Regions from separate parts of the Mus musculus genome. Here region 2 is linked to region 1. The links are chromatin loops, found by intact Hi-C in ENCODE. Cell type or tissue: left cerebral cortex. All regions are shown on one strand.

Evidence for each region. Peaks named below come from ENCODE experiments on the same cell type or tissue, not always from the same donor. Only the 100,000 strongest peaks of a DNase experiment are listed, where the experiment ranks them.
Region 2: a loop joins it to region 1, with 2.5 times the contacts of the local background. A loop is called at or near these places in 3 of 42 quality-filtered maps.

The regions. Positions count from the first base shown.
Region 1 is chr17:48,918,679-48,926,678 of GRCm38, reverse strand. No RefSeq gene overlaps it. Among named protein-coding and RNA genes, the nearest start is that of Lrfn2, 9.9 kb to the left of the region's middle. In left cerebral cortex, no CTCF peak of the experiment used is centred here; a DNase peak (open chromatin) is centred at 3,584; H3K27ac peaks cover 546 bases.
Region 2 is chr17:48,786,367-48,794,366 of GRCm38, reverse strand. No RefSeq gene overlaps it. Among named protein-coding and RNA genes, the nearest start is that of Lrfn2, 140 kb to the left of the region's middle. In left cerebral cortex, no CTCF peak of the experiment used is centred here; DNase peaks (open chromatin) are centred at 3,467, 3,731 and 4,355.

The sequences.
Region 1 (8,000 bases):
TAATGGATAGATTTCAAACTAAGAGTCCTGGCTCCATGTCCCAAGCTCCATCATGTGTGCATGGCGGCCTTTCTAGTTAGAGTCTTGATGTGCTTAGCAGGAAGCTCCTGGTACAGCCTGAAGAGTTCTTAATGCTGGACAAATAGAAACCTGGGGTGGCCAGAGACACTTCCCAGGGGCTCTTCACACCATATAGCTACACAAGCAGATGAACTCAGAGTATTCTAGAATTCAGGATGGTGTAAAAATTACTTTAGAAGGAACACAATAGTTGCCCAGATCCTGATTTCTGCTGTGACCTTGGACAAATGTTTCTCTCTCTAGGTCTCAGTTTCTATATCTCTAAAATGAGTGTCAGGAGTCTCCAAGATCCAACAAAGAGCAGCAAAGAAAACAGCCACTCAAAAGACTTGTTGTTAGCTCAGTTGGTCTCAAGCTTACTGTTTAATCTAGAGGACTCAAGTCTGGTATTAAAAGGCTGCATTGTAGCATGTGTTGGTGATCCCAGTATTGGGAAGTGAATCCAGACCTGTAGCTCACTGCCCAGCCACCTTGCCTACTCTACAAGCTCTAGGCTAGCAAGGGATTCCCTGAGAATGAAGCAGGTGATGTCACCTACATTATAGATACAGAAAATCAGACAGAGAGAAGCTGAATAGGTGTCTAGGTCAAGGAGGTGACAGGGAGCAAAGCCTCAATTTAATAGTTCTGGTTTAGAAGTGTGAAGTGTGTGTGTGTGTGTGTGATGTCGGTATACATAAGCTAAGGCATAGCCTCAGGACTGTGTGGCAAATTCCTTACCCGTGGAACCATCTTGCCAGCCCTAAAATTATAATCTTAATTCGGGAGCCTACACTAAACCTGCCTGCCCCTAACAGTTCAGACTCCACAGTGGACAGAGCAAATTCTCCACCCTCAGTTTCTGTCCCTACCCCCGCCTCTCTCTGCTTTCATTTATGGCGTGTTTGGAACATATAGTCGTAATTGTGTGGTTTGTTTTATAATCCAGTCAACTGTGGAAGCACAGCCATCGTCATTTATGTCCCTGTCTCGGCATTGTTCCTCCGGGAGATTTATTGCAGTAGGAACTGTGAGTGGCTACAAGATTCTTGCCATTCCTTAATCAAGCCCTTGGTTTCTCTTTCAAAGGAACTCGGAGAACTGAGCAGGAACCAAACCCTGCCTGGTCCCGCGTGGGACAACACTGCAGGTTAGTCTAATGCAATTCCCTTGGTGTTTGTGAAAAATGGAAGACATGGACATCATACACTCTGGCAGTGCTGACCAGCTATGTATCTGAACCGTCCCAGCACAAAGCTAGTGCATTTGGCAGAAGAATTCTTCCTTCCCAGTGCAGAAAGTACTTCCAAGCAGATAAAATCTCAAGGGAAGGAGCTGGAGAGTTGGCTCTGCCATCAAGAGGCTCATTGCTCTCACAGGGACTTGGGTTCAATTCCCAGCAATCACAAGGTGGCCTGTTATAGAAATTATTTAATCCAGATCAAGAGTCTCTACTCAGGTTTTGACCCTTTAGTTCCCAGATAAAACACACACACAGCCTTTATATTTGCAATAAACCTTAAACAGCACAAGAGCTGGGTGGATACCTACTTTCTATGCTATTAGAATCTACTTTCCTATTAATAGCCCTGAATTATTACTTACTATTTATTATGTTTCATCTGGGCTGCTCTTAACTTCAATTGACCAGCCCTCAGGGCCATGTTTTTATGGCTCACCTAACCCATGGCAACTTCTCCTTCCTCAAGTCTGTGAAACCCAAACCCTGCCTATGTCTCTTCTGCCCAGATATTGCCTGTTAACATCTTTATTTACCAATCAGGAATAACTTGAAGGCAGGGGCACTTAGGGCTATGTGTGGACTCTATCCTCTCTGAGGCAACCAGTTTGGGGGCCCAATATTAGCATTAGAATAAACACAGCATCAGGCCAACCTACTCCAGTGGCTCCCAACCACCTGTAACCTTGGTTCCAGGGGAGCCAACGTCTTCTTCCATCTTCCTGGGAGCATGTCTGGTATACCTACCTACACCCTGGCAAAACAGCCATATATGTAAGATAAAACTAAAAAAAAAAATCATCTCAAGGGGATGATGATGGCAAGTGAAGAGTTTTTGAGGGACTCGTGGCATTTTGATAAGGAGAAAAATAAGGGAGTTGGAAGTCCAGGTGGGGAGAAGTCAAGGCCAAAAGTTGGGATAGTTAGGGAGATCCAAGGGGCTCATGGTATGCCCAGGTGACAGGCCAGAAGGTTTGTTGGTTAAGGACGTGAATTCTGGAAAGGGACTCTCTCTGGGTTTCAGTTAAAGAGTCCAGCCTCCCACCTGTAAAGGATGGTATTTAAGTAAGTTAAGGAACCACCCACTTTTCCAAACATAAACAGACTAACAAGTGTGAACATGCCCAGGGGTGGATGGGAGTATTGAACGGCACAAATGCCTCCAGAGTGTACTACACTGTGCACGTTCACTGCTTGAAGAGAACCTACAGAGCAAATCTATGTTACAAAGGAGATGCACCAGAGCAGCTTATATAACATGACCCAAACCTGTAATTCTGGCACATGGGAGGCAGAGGCAGGAGGATCAAAAGATTAAGGTCATCCTTGGGTATATAAGGAGTTCAAGCTCAGCCTGAGCTACAAGAAGCTCTGCCTCAGAAACACAAAACTTAGTATCTGGTATAATCTAAGTACCAAGTACTGAGTGCACAGACTCCCTGAGACCCCACATGTCTTCCTTGACATTGTTACTTATCAAGGAGACTGGTCCTGCGGTTCAAGAACAGGGCTTTGGGCAAGTGAGAAGCAGAAAGAAACACAAGGGAGACTCAGACAGGGATACAGCTATGTTCCTGCATTCTAGTTACCCATGGGTCTGACTGGTACATGCAAGCCTGGCCTGCCACTCATCGGAAGCTCATGTGTGAGCTGCACTTGACCAGCTCAGCTGCTGGCTTGCAGGATGGTCAAACGGCAAACGTGAAACGAGGGAGATAATCTTTGATTAAAGTGCCTGATGTGCTCCTGAGTTCAGGCTCCCCAGAACCCCTATAAAAGCGGTGTGCATCTATAACCATAGCACCAGGAGGCCAGAAACAGGCGGCTCTCCAAAGCTCATTGGCCATTCAGTCTAGCCTATCGATCAGATCACCGAGCTCTCAGTCCAGGGAGAGACCCAGTCTCAAAAAAGAAGTATGGAGATCAATAGAGGAAACTCGTGTGCTGTTGGCCTTCACACACGGGATCTCATACACAGGGAGGCCCTCACATGTATGCACACCCGACAAACAAAAAAAAATTTTGTATTAAAAAAAAACAAACAAAGACACCCCCACCCCCACCCCAAAAAAGTAGTGAGCATGGCCTGGCTGATGAGTGGGTCTTGGAGGGAGGGGACTGGCCAGGTTGGATTGTGGGGTTCGGTCAAATTGGAGGTCACTTACCAGTAGCCTTTTAAGAGAGCACATTTCTGCTATTGTTCGGGTAGGGGAACCAGATTGCTAGTGGTTGGGACTTTGTGGGAGGTGAGGAAGCAGAGGCAGTGGGTGTGTAATACTTTTTTGGGGATATCTAGCTGTGAGAAAGGGATGGGAGGAGGGATGGAAGCTCAAGAGAGATGAGTGACAAACAGGCTTTCTGGGGGGGGGGGGAATCTTAGTCAGCTCAAATAAAGCAGCCAGTGTAGAGAGAATGAAACCATCTAGGGGGTTGGGTAGGGGCCTGAAGAAGGAAAAGGAGACTTTTCCCCAGCTAACAGCAGAAACGGACAGAGCATAAGAAGACACCAAATGAGAGTCTGGAGGTGGAGGGATGTGAATCTTCCAAGGCAAGACATATGAATAGAGGAAGTGGAGTTTGAAGCGGGAGTAGCCCCTCGATGGGGTGAGGTTGGCAGCCTGACAGAGGATTTACCCATGATTAAGGAAGGCTGGAGGTTTGTTGCTCACACTTTCTGTGAAGGGGATTCTAAGGGGTCACGGGACCAGTCCTGTGTGTTCAATCTGGACACATCAGGAGAACCAGCATAGGTGCTTTAGAATTTGACATCATCCAGGAGTAAAGATGCATCCCATGGGAGAGACCTGAATCTCCTGAAGTCTCTTGTGGGGATCTGGGTCAGTAGGTGACTGAAGACAAGCAGGGGTACTGGGCAGGTGTCAGTGACTTCATTCTGAATGCAGTCTGGGGGTTCAGTAGATGGTGACAGAGCTGACTCAATTCCCAGCACCGAAACAAAAAAGCAGTGTGTGGTGGTACATGAATCCCATTGCGGGGAAGGGGAACAGAAAGATTTCTGGGGGCTCACTGGCTATGCAGCCTGATCTACTTGGCCACCTCCAGTCCAGGAAGAGAGACCATGTCTCAAAAATAAAGGTGCATGATTCCTGAGGGATACTTCAGGTTGACTTGTGTTCTACACACACACACACACACACACACACACACACACACACACACACACACACACACACACACACAGAGAGAGAGAGAGAGAGGGGGGGGGGGAGGGAGAGGGAGAGAGAGATGGATGGACAGATGGACGGATGGACAAATGGATGGATGGACAGACAGACAGACACGTACCAAAGCAAAAGAAAACCCAGAGCCTAGGGTCTGCTGATTTTGGTGACTATTAAATACTGATGAGACTTGTTTCTGCTCTGTAATGCCATCCCTGTTCCTTACTGCCGTGGACAGTTTGGAGACACCCTTCAAAGCATCTCTTTCCTGTTGGATTCTTGCCACTTTCATTTACCTGCACATGTATGCAGGGTGCAGTGCAATAGGCTCAGCACACATGTGTTGTGGGAAATAAACCAATCAGGGCTGTTATCATTTTGTTTCCTGACATTTGTGTCCTCTCTTCATGTTGCCTTCAGACTCCTGCCTTCTAGCTCATTATGAAATGCACAGTAAGTGACTATGGGCTGTCTTCTTGCTGGGCCATAGATCCACACTACTCAACCTCCTGAGCCCTTTGGAGTCAGTCCATTTTGACTTTCTAGTGAACACTACTTATGTGAGAGCAGAAGACAGGAAGAGAATAGTGCCGTGTTTTAGTTTCCAGTGTCAGCTCCTGAATCTCACCCCAGCTTTCCCAGTGGACTACCCATGTCAGAGAGGATGGGATCCTGGGATATTGGTGACCACACTTCTCTGTTGACTGTGCCACCAGTCATGGAGTCCCGAAGCTTCCACTCTCTGAGTGACAGCTGTTAGTCAGCCATTTGTAATGCTTCCAGTTTATAAGCTCTTCCATTTTGGTTGAACGGTGACAGTTCCCAAAGCTACAGTCATTTGTTGTCCAGAACTAAAGCAATTTGTTTTTCTAGATTCTTCTTATACCCCCAACCTGATCATAGCTGATTCAGAGACAGCCTGACTCTAAGTATATACACTGGGCTATTCGTCAACTGTGAGGCATGGAATGGCCCCCATTCCTCTAAAACCTATAAAAAGAAATCCCCTTCCTCTGCCATGTGGGCCCAATCTCTCCCTAAATGTCCCACTGTGCTGTAGCCCACCTGCCAGCCTATGACATCAATAATGGTTCTAGCAAACCTCTTACCTGAAAGGAAAATTTGCCTCAGTGCTCCCTAGAATCCCAAATCTGAAAACCTTCCCCCTCTCTCTGATTTTAAACACTTGCCACATTTGATGTGAGTTCCTTGTTAAATTTCCTTCTAAGACAATTAGAGTGTTTTCTGCTTTCTAGAAAAGATGGCTTTGCCATGTAGCAGAGCCCAAGATGGGACTGAACACCTGGGTGGATGGAGATGGCTTAGGATGAAGGCCCTGGGAAGGATCACTGACCACTGGGATGGGCCACTGACCACAACTACAGGAGAGTAAAAGACTCCAAGTATGGAGCTCTGATGAGGCCCAAGAAGAACTCTCAAGCCCCTGGAAGACTCTCTGGGGTATCCAGCTATTCTCTCTCTCCCTCCCTCCCTCCCTCCCTCCCTCCCTCCCTCCCTCCCTCTCCCCCCTCCCTCCCTCCCTCTCTCTCTCCATCCCCCTCTCCTTCCCTCCTTTCTTCCCTCCCTCTCTCACTCTCCCTCCCTTCCTTCTTCTCTCCTCTCTCTCTCTTCCCCACCTCCCTTTGCATTGTATGTGTTCTGATGCACTGAAATCCAGAGGAAGATGTTGGACATCCTGGTCTAACACCAACCATGTCATTCCCTTGAGATGGGGTCTCTCATTTAACCCTCATGCCCAGCAAACCCAAGTGATACTCGTGTCTCTATTCCCCACAGCACTGGGGTTAGAGATATGCACACCATCACCCTCATATATTCCCACGAGTGCTGGGGGGACTTGAACTCAGGTCCTCATTCCTGTACAGCAGGTGCTCTTAACCCGCTGATCCTAATCCCTCATAGCTGATGCCTTCTAACAAACACCAGCTGCTGGCACTCAGCTACTACAAAATCTCTCAGACTTTGATAGAGGAATGTGGGCACACTGACTTTATTTGGAAGGTGATCTAGAGCACAGTGAAGAGAACGGAGCTGAGGTATACAGTCCAGGGGGGCAGCATGTAGCGGGGATCTTCAGGTAGAATGTCCTCCCACCGGAGACTCCTGGAATACGCCATTGTGTGCTTCAAGCTGCCCTCTAAAGAACAACCAGAAGTGATCAGCCACCTACTTGCTATCTGTCATTGACAGAAAACTTCTAGGGACATCGGGTTTCCAGCAGAATTGTCTCTGTGAGCAAGGAGACACCCTCCGGTATCAAGTATCTATGTTCTTAGCAGCAGCACAAACCTTCAAAGGCAAGCATTCAACACATCATAGCAACGCGATTATGGTGATTGACACAGATCTAACCTGAAGCCACCTCCTGTCCCCAAAATGGCATCAACAGGTTGCTGCTCTGTGCCGGTTAACTCTTGTCTTCCCTCTGTGATGGATTTCCAAGCACCAGCTGTATTGTGGACATGCGTGCCTGTCACTCCATGGACGCTTTTGATTAAACTAGTTCATTTATTTATTTTGTGCACATGTGTGTCCATGCATGTGGAGGCCAAATGTCTGCCTTGGGTGTCTTCCTTAGAAACTTTCCACTTTATTTTAAAAACCAAACATATTGCATTCTTATTTGTTGTATATGGGTGTGGGACGGTGGGGGTGCATGCTTTTCCAGAGTGTCTCACCTAGAGATCGGGGGACACTTGCAGGAACTGGTTCTTTCCTTCAGCTGTGGGGATCAAACTCAAGTTGTTCCCTTTGGCAGTCATCACCTTTACCCATGAGTCATCTGGACAGCCATTCTCCTTACTTTCTGGAAGGTGATCTCTCAGGGAACCCAGAGCTCACTGATCTGACGAGGCTGACAGCCACTGAGCCCCAGTCTCATCTCCATACCCCAGGACTCAGAGTGGAGCCATGTGTAGCCATGCCTGCTTCTCCACATGGTTCCTAGGGGGTTGAACCTGAGTCTTCAATGTTATGCAGCAAGCCCTTTACTGTCTGAGCCATCTCTCAAGGCCAGCGTTGGAGGCTTTTTGAAGACAGAACTCATACAGTTCCCTCAACTTGGGATCTGATATGGAAACTGATAACATATTGAGCATATCCATTGTGTGGTTCTAATGACGGAACTACGCATGGGGTGGCAGTTTGAGAGGTTTCTGATGACCCCACTCTGTCAGTCAGGTGGCACAATCAGGCATTCTAAACACATGGCAGGAGATTTATGTCCCCACCCGTTTCTGTGGCAGGTGCCTTTATCACACAGTGTGTATGATTCCTGAACCTCTTTCCAAGGGATTCATGTCTCAATATGATAATCTCCAAAGCCAGGATATTAGAAATTCAATTTTAAAAAGGAACTGTTTAGGGTGTCAGCAGCATGCTATGATAATTATCTGGGGATCCCCCCCCCAACTTAACAAGTAAGCTCATTTCCACCGCGTACAAAGAATGGGAAGATTATTTGTGTCTATGCTGCTCACCCACCCCAATCCCCACCC
Region 2 (8,000 bases), 130 kb after region 1:
TGTGAACTCCGGGGATCCAAACTTAAGTCCTTACACTTGCACAGAAAGCCTTTACCAATGGAGCCAATATTAGTTCTGTTTTTCCGAGGTAAAGTCAGCTTCAAACTCCTTCTATAAGAGAGGCTAGCCTTGAACTCCAGATTCTCCTGCCTCAGCCTCCCAAATGCTGGGATTGCAGGCTGTGACCCACCACACCCATCTCTCTGAGCTCCAGATGCCTCATAATCTGAGAAAATAAACATGACCTACACCCACAATTCTCATTCCCAAAGTAGAAACTAGATCAAAAGTAAGGTTAGCTCCAGGGTAGGGTTTCTGCAAGCCCCTCCATCACATCCATGTCCTTTCCATGTAACAGCCCAAGTGCTTTGAAGAACAGGGCTACAAACTCAGAACATGCCCAACATACACACACACTTGCACACACACGCACATGTACACAAACACACACATACACATGCACACAACACATACACAAGCCAGATGCCTCATTTGTTTGCTTCTGTTTTGAAATAGACTGGCCTCCGACACATGGTAATCCACCTGCCTCAGCCTCTTGAGTGCTGGGCTTACAAGTGTTCACCCACCTAACCTTTTTGAAAGGATTTGGATTTTGATGCTGGAATCATGAGTACTCCACACAAGTGTGCTCTGAACTGAGCTAAAGCTTCAGCCCTGGTCACACTAAGAGGACCTTTATGCACACATGCATGAGCACACACCCCACACACCCACGCATTCACGCAGGCTCATGCACATCCATGCACACATCCAACAGGGTCCCGCTCAGACATATTTATGAAACACAGAGTGAGGGTTACTTACTGCTGTTGGTCTTGGGGTACTCCAGTGAGGTTGGAAGGCTAGACTGAGGTTCCTGCTATTAATCCTCCCATGCACGTTTCTCTTTAAGACAGGAGTCACTGTGTGCCCTGTTGGCTTTCAGCTGGAAATGACAGTACTAACAGCTAACACACTCAAGTGTACATTTCAGGTTCCCATCATCCATGTCCCTGGAGCCCCTCGTAGGATGTCACACGATGCCCTACAGTCACTTGCATGCCTGATAACCCACCAAATCAGCAGCCCCGGAGGGCTATCCCCAGTAACAAGCAGAGCTTGTCTCTACTGCTCTGAAGCTCAGAGAACTGCTGGTCTCAGACCTCACACACACACACACACACACACACACACACACACACACACCAGCCTGAGAAACTGCTCATTTGCCTCATTTGAATGCAGGCAAATTGCTGAGTCTTTATTACAGCTTCTTGGAGGCAGGCAGATCAGGAGCCTTAAATCATCTTATCGTGTCCCCAGCAGTTAATAAATCTGTGGTGGACACCTTCTCGCTGGCTGCTGGCAGCTAAAGAAAGGGGCAGTTTTACAGCTAAGCCCACAAAGAAATCTCTTCCTATTCTGGTTTATCAGAGTCCATTACTACTTACTCTCTTCTGTCATGAAACTATTATCTTCGCACACACTGGTATTACCAAAAGTAGCCAGGAACGTCCAGTTGTCCTTTGGAATGTCTGAGAGTCCCTTGGATGTTGAGGCCTTGAAGGTGCAGAGGCTTTGTGCTGCAGATCTCAAGGGAAGGAGAAAGCAGTCTTTGGGGAAAGGTGATTGCATGCCTGGCTACTGGCAAGCTTCTGGTGCCGACCATCTCTACCACAATAGCCCATATCCAACTGAACTATGAGGTAAACTAAACCTTTCCTTCCTGTAGTTGCTTCTGCTTGATATTTTGGCACAGCACTGAGAAAACTAGCCAATACAAAGAAGAAGGTGCCATTATCTACCACACCTCTGGGTTGTAGAAGGGGCATAACCAGGAAGCAGGTTTGCTGGCTGCCCCTCAGGTGCTGACTCTTAGCTTCAGAAAACGGTGGCAGCCTTAGATCCAGTGCGAAGCTTGGTTCAGTGTATGCAGCCCCTGACCCTAGACCAATCTTCCCTCTAGGACTCAGTGTCCCGGACAGTGGCTGTGAGGGTGTCAGAAATCGCGCCTGGGTGCTAGAGTTCTCAAGAACACAGGGTCACTCTTCAGCTCTCTGTCTAGGCAAGATCTCATCTGGAGTGGAGCTAAGAGCTTCTGTTGTAAGTCACAGAGGTCCTGGTCCCCTGGAATGTCTGTTTTCCTGGAGGAGAGTGACAGCAAGCCACCCTGGATCAGACACAGAGAATGGTGGCTGGAGATGGATGTGGCAACCAGCCTCCAAAGTGGTCCTTAGTGACTCCATCTCTGGTGTGGCTGCCTCCAACACTGAGAACAGAGCAGAGTGTGATTCTACGGCTGGTGACAGGTTTGACTACCCTCTCGGTGTCTCCAGCTATTCTGGGGGGTGGGGGGTGGGGGAGCCAGCTATCGAACCAAAGGATATTCCCCTAGGCTTGCGCAGAGACCATGTGGAGAAAGCCCTGGATCAAATGCCAATCCCAGCTTTTCATCTGTGTGGGTAGTCTCCCGGGAAAATGGAGCCTCAGCCTCAGCCATTGCCCAGATAACAGGAAATGGGACACCCTGAGGCAGGGCCAGTGAGGTACTTAGTAAAGTGTTTGCTGAGCAAATCTAAGGATCTAAGTTCAATCCCAGGCACCCGCACAAAAAGGCTTGAGGCTGTGGCATGTGCCTGTAATGCCGGTGTGGGGGAGGGGCAAACACTGGGCTCACCAGCCAACCAACATAACCTAATTGCTGAGTCCCGGGACCTAGTCAGAGACCTCATGTTAAAGAAACACTGTGGACCTCACCAAAATGAGGCATGAAAGAGAATACCTCGGAGCTCATGAGCCAAGAGCGAACTTTCTGTGAGCTCCTAAGAAACCTTTAACCACGGAATCCCAATGCTTGCTATCACTGCATGGCTTAGATTAACGTGACCAGTGAACATGTGCTCCAAATAACATAGCTACTGAAATCAACTTACCTGGCCCAGGTAGGGGTCTAATAGAGCAAGACAAGCTGTCGCCTTGTCAAGTCGCTACCATCTCAGGCTTTTGTCTCTTATCCCATGAGGCGTTCTGAGCTGAGCTTATTATATAAACACTTGGGGACATGGCCTGTGACCTAGGGCTTCTTACAGAGGAGAGAGCAGGACACTGATGAGCAGCAACAGAATCCCGTTGTGCTATTGAGATGTTTCTGTGCACAATTAGCAAACCGAGCTGGTGCTGACTAGAACCATGGGGCCATTTACTGTTTCTGTGACGAGTGAAAGCTAGGTTGCTCAATGCCAGCTCATCTACCCAAAGTTCTCAGACTCTTTGCCCTTTCCCTGTGGATCGCCAGCTGGCTGGTTCTCATACTTAGAGTCAAAAGATGGCTGCCATGGCTCCAGCCACCTCTTCTCCCTACGCTGAATTCTCTACCAGGAAAAAGAAAGAATTATTGAAAGAGAGGGTTTCTCCTTCGGTGCCTCTGCCCATTAGAGAAGAATGTCTTTCCTAGGAGTCCCAGAAAAATCTCTCTCTGTGATTGGTAAGGTTTGAGTCATAAAAGCCGTGCAAAGAGAAATAGAAGACGCTTTGTTACTAAGCCTATTTCCGTGGGAGAGAAACTGAGATTCTTTTAGCGAAGAAGGAAAGTGACAGCCATTGAGGAAGTTGTCAATAGCCCCTGTCTTGTATACAAATAAATGCCATTGTCTAATAATGTGATGTTAAATGCACTAGCTGAGGGGGCTGGGGAGATGGCTCAGTCCCTAAAATGCTTGGTTTGCAAGCATGAGAACCTGCATTCAACCTCTAGCACCCACGCAAAAGCAGCCAGGCATGGTGTCGTGTACTTATAAACCATTGCTGGGATGCTGGGGCAGGTGGAATTCTGGGCTTTCTTGCCTAGCCTACTTGGTGAGTTCAAGGCCTTCAAGGCCAGTAATACACTCCCCTTCTCTCTGTGTCTCTCTCTGCCTCTGTCTCTCTGTCTATATCTCTGTCTCTCTGTCTCTCTCTCTCTCTCTCTCTCTCTCTCACACACACACACACACACACACACACCACAAAAGATAACTTCTTCAATTCCTTTCCTTCCCACTCCTGAACCAAGTTCAAGTCCATGGTCATCAGTGTTTCCCACCATGGGTTCTGTGGAGCAACACACACCAACCAGTCCTCCACAAGCCAGAAAGTGCTGAGTGGTCAGATGTTCAGGCCCTGTCTTGGTGACCTCAGTTCCACTGTCCTAGGGAAGTCCTGCAGGCAAAGGTGCATCTGACTACATTTAACTCCTTGGCTCCCCAAATGCAAAAAAGCATGAATCCTGCAAGCTCTCGGAACTGTCCCACTGTAAGCCTAGTGTTCGGGAAAACACCCTTTGGGAATCCTGTGCCCAAAACAGCTCAGTTTCTTCCCACCCCACCCACCACAGTCACGGCGCTCAGCGGAACCATCTGCAGAGACGGTATTACCCAGCATATGCTTGGAGCCTGTGCACGTTCTGCTCAGGTGGCTCTTCTTCTCTTCTCTTCTCTTCTCTTCTCTTCTCTTCTCTTCTCTTCTCTTCTCTTCTCTTCTCTTCTCTTCTCTTCTCTTCTCTTCTCCCCTCCCCTCCCCCCTCCCCTCCCCCCTCCCCTCCCCTCCCCCCTCTCTCCTTTTAGAAATTCTCTAGTTAATTAAGAGGTTTATTTTTGTTCGCTCATTTAGGAATTGTAATCATTTTCGAGAAAGATCAAGCATGTGTCATTAGCGAGAGCGACTGTGGAGTTGGGGATGTTGTAGGAACCTCACAGGCAGGCTGCCTCTGGTTCAGAGAGCTGGCAAGGGCATCAGAACACCTCATGCCAGTTGCAGGGCAAGTGACCCCACCTGCTTGTAAGAGCAGCTGGGCCTGGGCCATGCTCATGGGCAGGGTAAGGTTGAGGGCTCTGCTAACCCTTTGAATATGTGCTGTGTTCTCCTCCAGCTCTTGTCTAGAGATGAGGGTGGTAAAGATGCTGAACTGTGGGTGCCTGAGCTCAGGTTACATGTAGGTCCTGGATCCTAGGGTTGGCCGCCCTGCCACAGGCAGAGAAAGGAACACATCCAATCCCATGATTCTAGGCTTCTCTGAGCAGTTTTATCTAATATAAAAATTTTAAGTTATATCTATTTTATTTTATTTTATTTTATTTTATTTTATTTTATTTTATTTTATGTGTATTGGCTGGTTTTGTGTGTCATCTTGACACAGCTGGAGTTATTGCAGAGAAAGGAGCCTCCCTTGAGGAAATGCCTCCATGAGATCCAGCTGTAAAGCATTTTCTCAATTCGTGATCAAGGCAGGAGGGCCCAGCCCTGGGTTCTATAAGAAAGCAGGCTGAGCAAGCCAGGGGAAGCAAGCCTTTAAACAGCACTCATCCATGGCTTCTGCATCCACTCCTGCCTCCAAGTTCCTACCCTGTGTGAGTTCCAGTCCTGACTTCCTTTGGTGATGAACAGCAATGTGGAAGCTGAATAAACCCTTTCCTCCCCAACTTGCTTGATGTTTTGTCATGATGTTTTGTGTAGGAATAGAAATCCTGACGATGACAGTATGTCTGTTTGCCTACAAGTATATATGTGCCCCGCATACACATAGTACCCACTGAGGCCAGAGCTGTTAGATACCCCAGAAACTGGAGTTACAGATGATTGTGAGCCACCATATGTGTGCTGGGAATCGGACCAAGGTCCTTTGTCAGCACAAGCGCTCTTAATCACTAGGAAATCTCTTCAGCTCCCCCTTTGAATCTTTTCATCAAGGGCCTTTAATGTGTTGGTCACATGTTCTACCAAGGAGCTAGGAGGTACATCTCAGCCCATCTTTTCTGTTTTTCAGTTTCTTGTGAAAATCACCACAGAGGAGCTGGCAGGATGGCTCAGTGGGTAGGGTACCTGCCTTCAAGTCTGACCACAGGATTCCCAGACCCCACACAGGAGAACCAACTCCTGCAAGTTGTCTTCTGACCTCCACATCTCCACATACAAGCCATGACACCAACATGCAAAGACACAATAGAGAAAGATTACTTTTTAAAAAAATCACACAGAGGTCTGCAAAGCTCAATGAGCTCCCAAAACTGAAGGTGCCATAGTAAACCACACTTCTTGAAGATACAAATACACTTTATCACACCACAGAAACCTCTGCCCTGTCTTCTCGATCTCTTTCTTCCCCAGGGCAACCATCCTGTCTTCTAGCATCTTAAACAAGTTTTGCTTATGACCACCATAATGGAGCCAAATGGTATGAGCTCACGCTCCCACCAGGCTCATTTGGTTCATGAGATTCTCTCAAGATGGTGGGGTCAGCTGTCACCACTTCTCAATGCTGTGTAGCATCCTGTCCTGTGAACACACCAGTTTTGATTTGTCCATTCTAATCTTGAAAGATAAAATTTCCAATTTGGAGCAAATGAAAACTAATAGTTTGGAGCCTGCAGGATGGCTCAGGAGATACAGGGGTTTGGAGTGAAGCCTGGAGACCTGCCTTTGATCCCTAGGACCCAATGGTAGAAGGAGAATGGACTCCCACAGATTGTCCTGTGATCTACATATGTGGCATGGTGAGCATGTGTGTGCATACATGCATCACACACACACACATACACACAAAGGCAAGCGTACTTTTAAAAATATAGCACATCTATGAACATTCTAATCCATGATTTCAGAGGAACAGATGAATCCCTGATAGGTGTTAGACTCAGGTGGAGGTCAAAACCCCAAGGCACAATCTACTAAAACGTTCCATGACATCATCCACTCAGTTCACATGAGGTAGGTATGTGAATTAGGTTTCCCCCTTCCTGCTGGGCATCCAGTATGGTCCACCTTCATCATGGTCATGGTCACTCTGGCCTGGTGGCCTCGAAGTGGTTGTAATGTGCATTCTCCTTGCACATTAAGTATGTTGTTTCTCTTTACCTGAGTCCAGGTCGGTGGGCTTTTGTGGTGGTTGATCTTTGTTGTCTGGAGTCACCTGAGAGACACACTTCTGCCTGTGTCTATGAGCGAGTTCCTAGAAGGGTTTAACTGAGAGAAGACACGAGGTGACAACTTCCCCTGGCATAGAGAGCCAAGAAAAAAAGCAGAGCCTACTGCCTGCATCTGTCGCAGGACAGACTCCCAATTCTTGGGCCTTCCAGTGTGGATCAGATACCAGCAACTCTCAGATGTGTTACCAGGCATTCAGTGATGGACTGGGACCACTGGGGGCATCCAGTTTCATGGACTGGAGAGCTATTAGGTTTCCAGAGCAGACAGCCATGCTGGAGTCCCCAGACCCTATCATGTAAGTCGAGTAAGCCTGTAACTCTCTCGATTATGTTTCTTTAGGCTGGTACGACTGTGCCCATTCTGAGCACTGTGAGCAGCGTTTATTCATTCTTACCTCAATTTGTCTGTCTCTGATTCTAACATTGAGAGAGACGTAGAAAAGCCTGCTCTCTCTCTCACACTCTCCACTCTGCTCTGCCAGGAAACAAGTTCTATGTAGGAGGAACATCCTCCTGAAAGTTGAAGGCACCCTGCTAAGGCAGGTTCACATCAGAGCCTCCAGGGTCCCCTCGGCTTCAAGGCCAGACTGACAAGGTGGGAAGAGATGCCATGAGCTAGCAGTAAGCAGCCGCCGGACCTGCGCCATGCCTGCACTGCAGCACTGCCCTGCACGTGTGCAGTGGGTGGGGCTACAGCGGGAGTTGTTCTGTCCTCCCAGCTAGAAGAGCACACTTCTCCTGCAGACAAGAGTTCTACATTCGAGAGCATAACTGTGAAGGGCGGAGGCTGGGGACTTATGCGAGGCAAGGTCGAGAAACTGTAAACACAGCCTAGAAAGAGGGGCCATCTCTTGATACTGGACAGTCTGAGTGGATGGCGCGGCAAGGCAGAGAGGCCTTTTAACAAATGGGCGCTGAGATTTGCGACTGAATATGGCGTGGGGCCGCCAGCACGTTCTCCCCAGCTCCCTGCAGTTCCCGCGGCTCATACTGCATTGTAGATGTGTGGGACTCGGTTCGGGGATTGAACAGGAAGGTGAT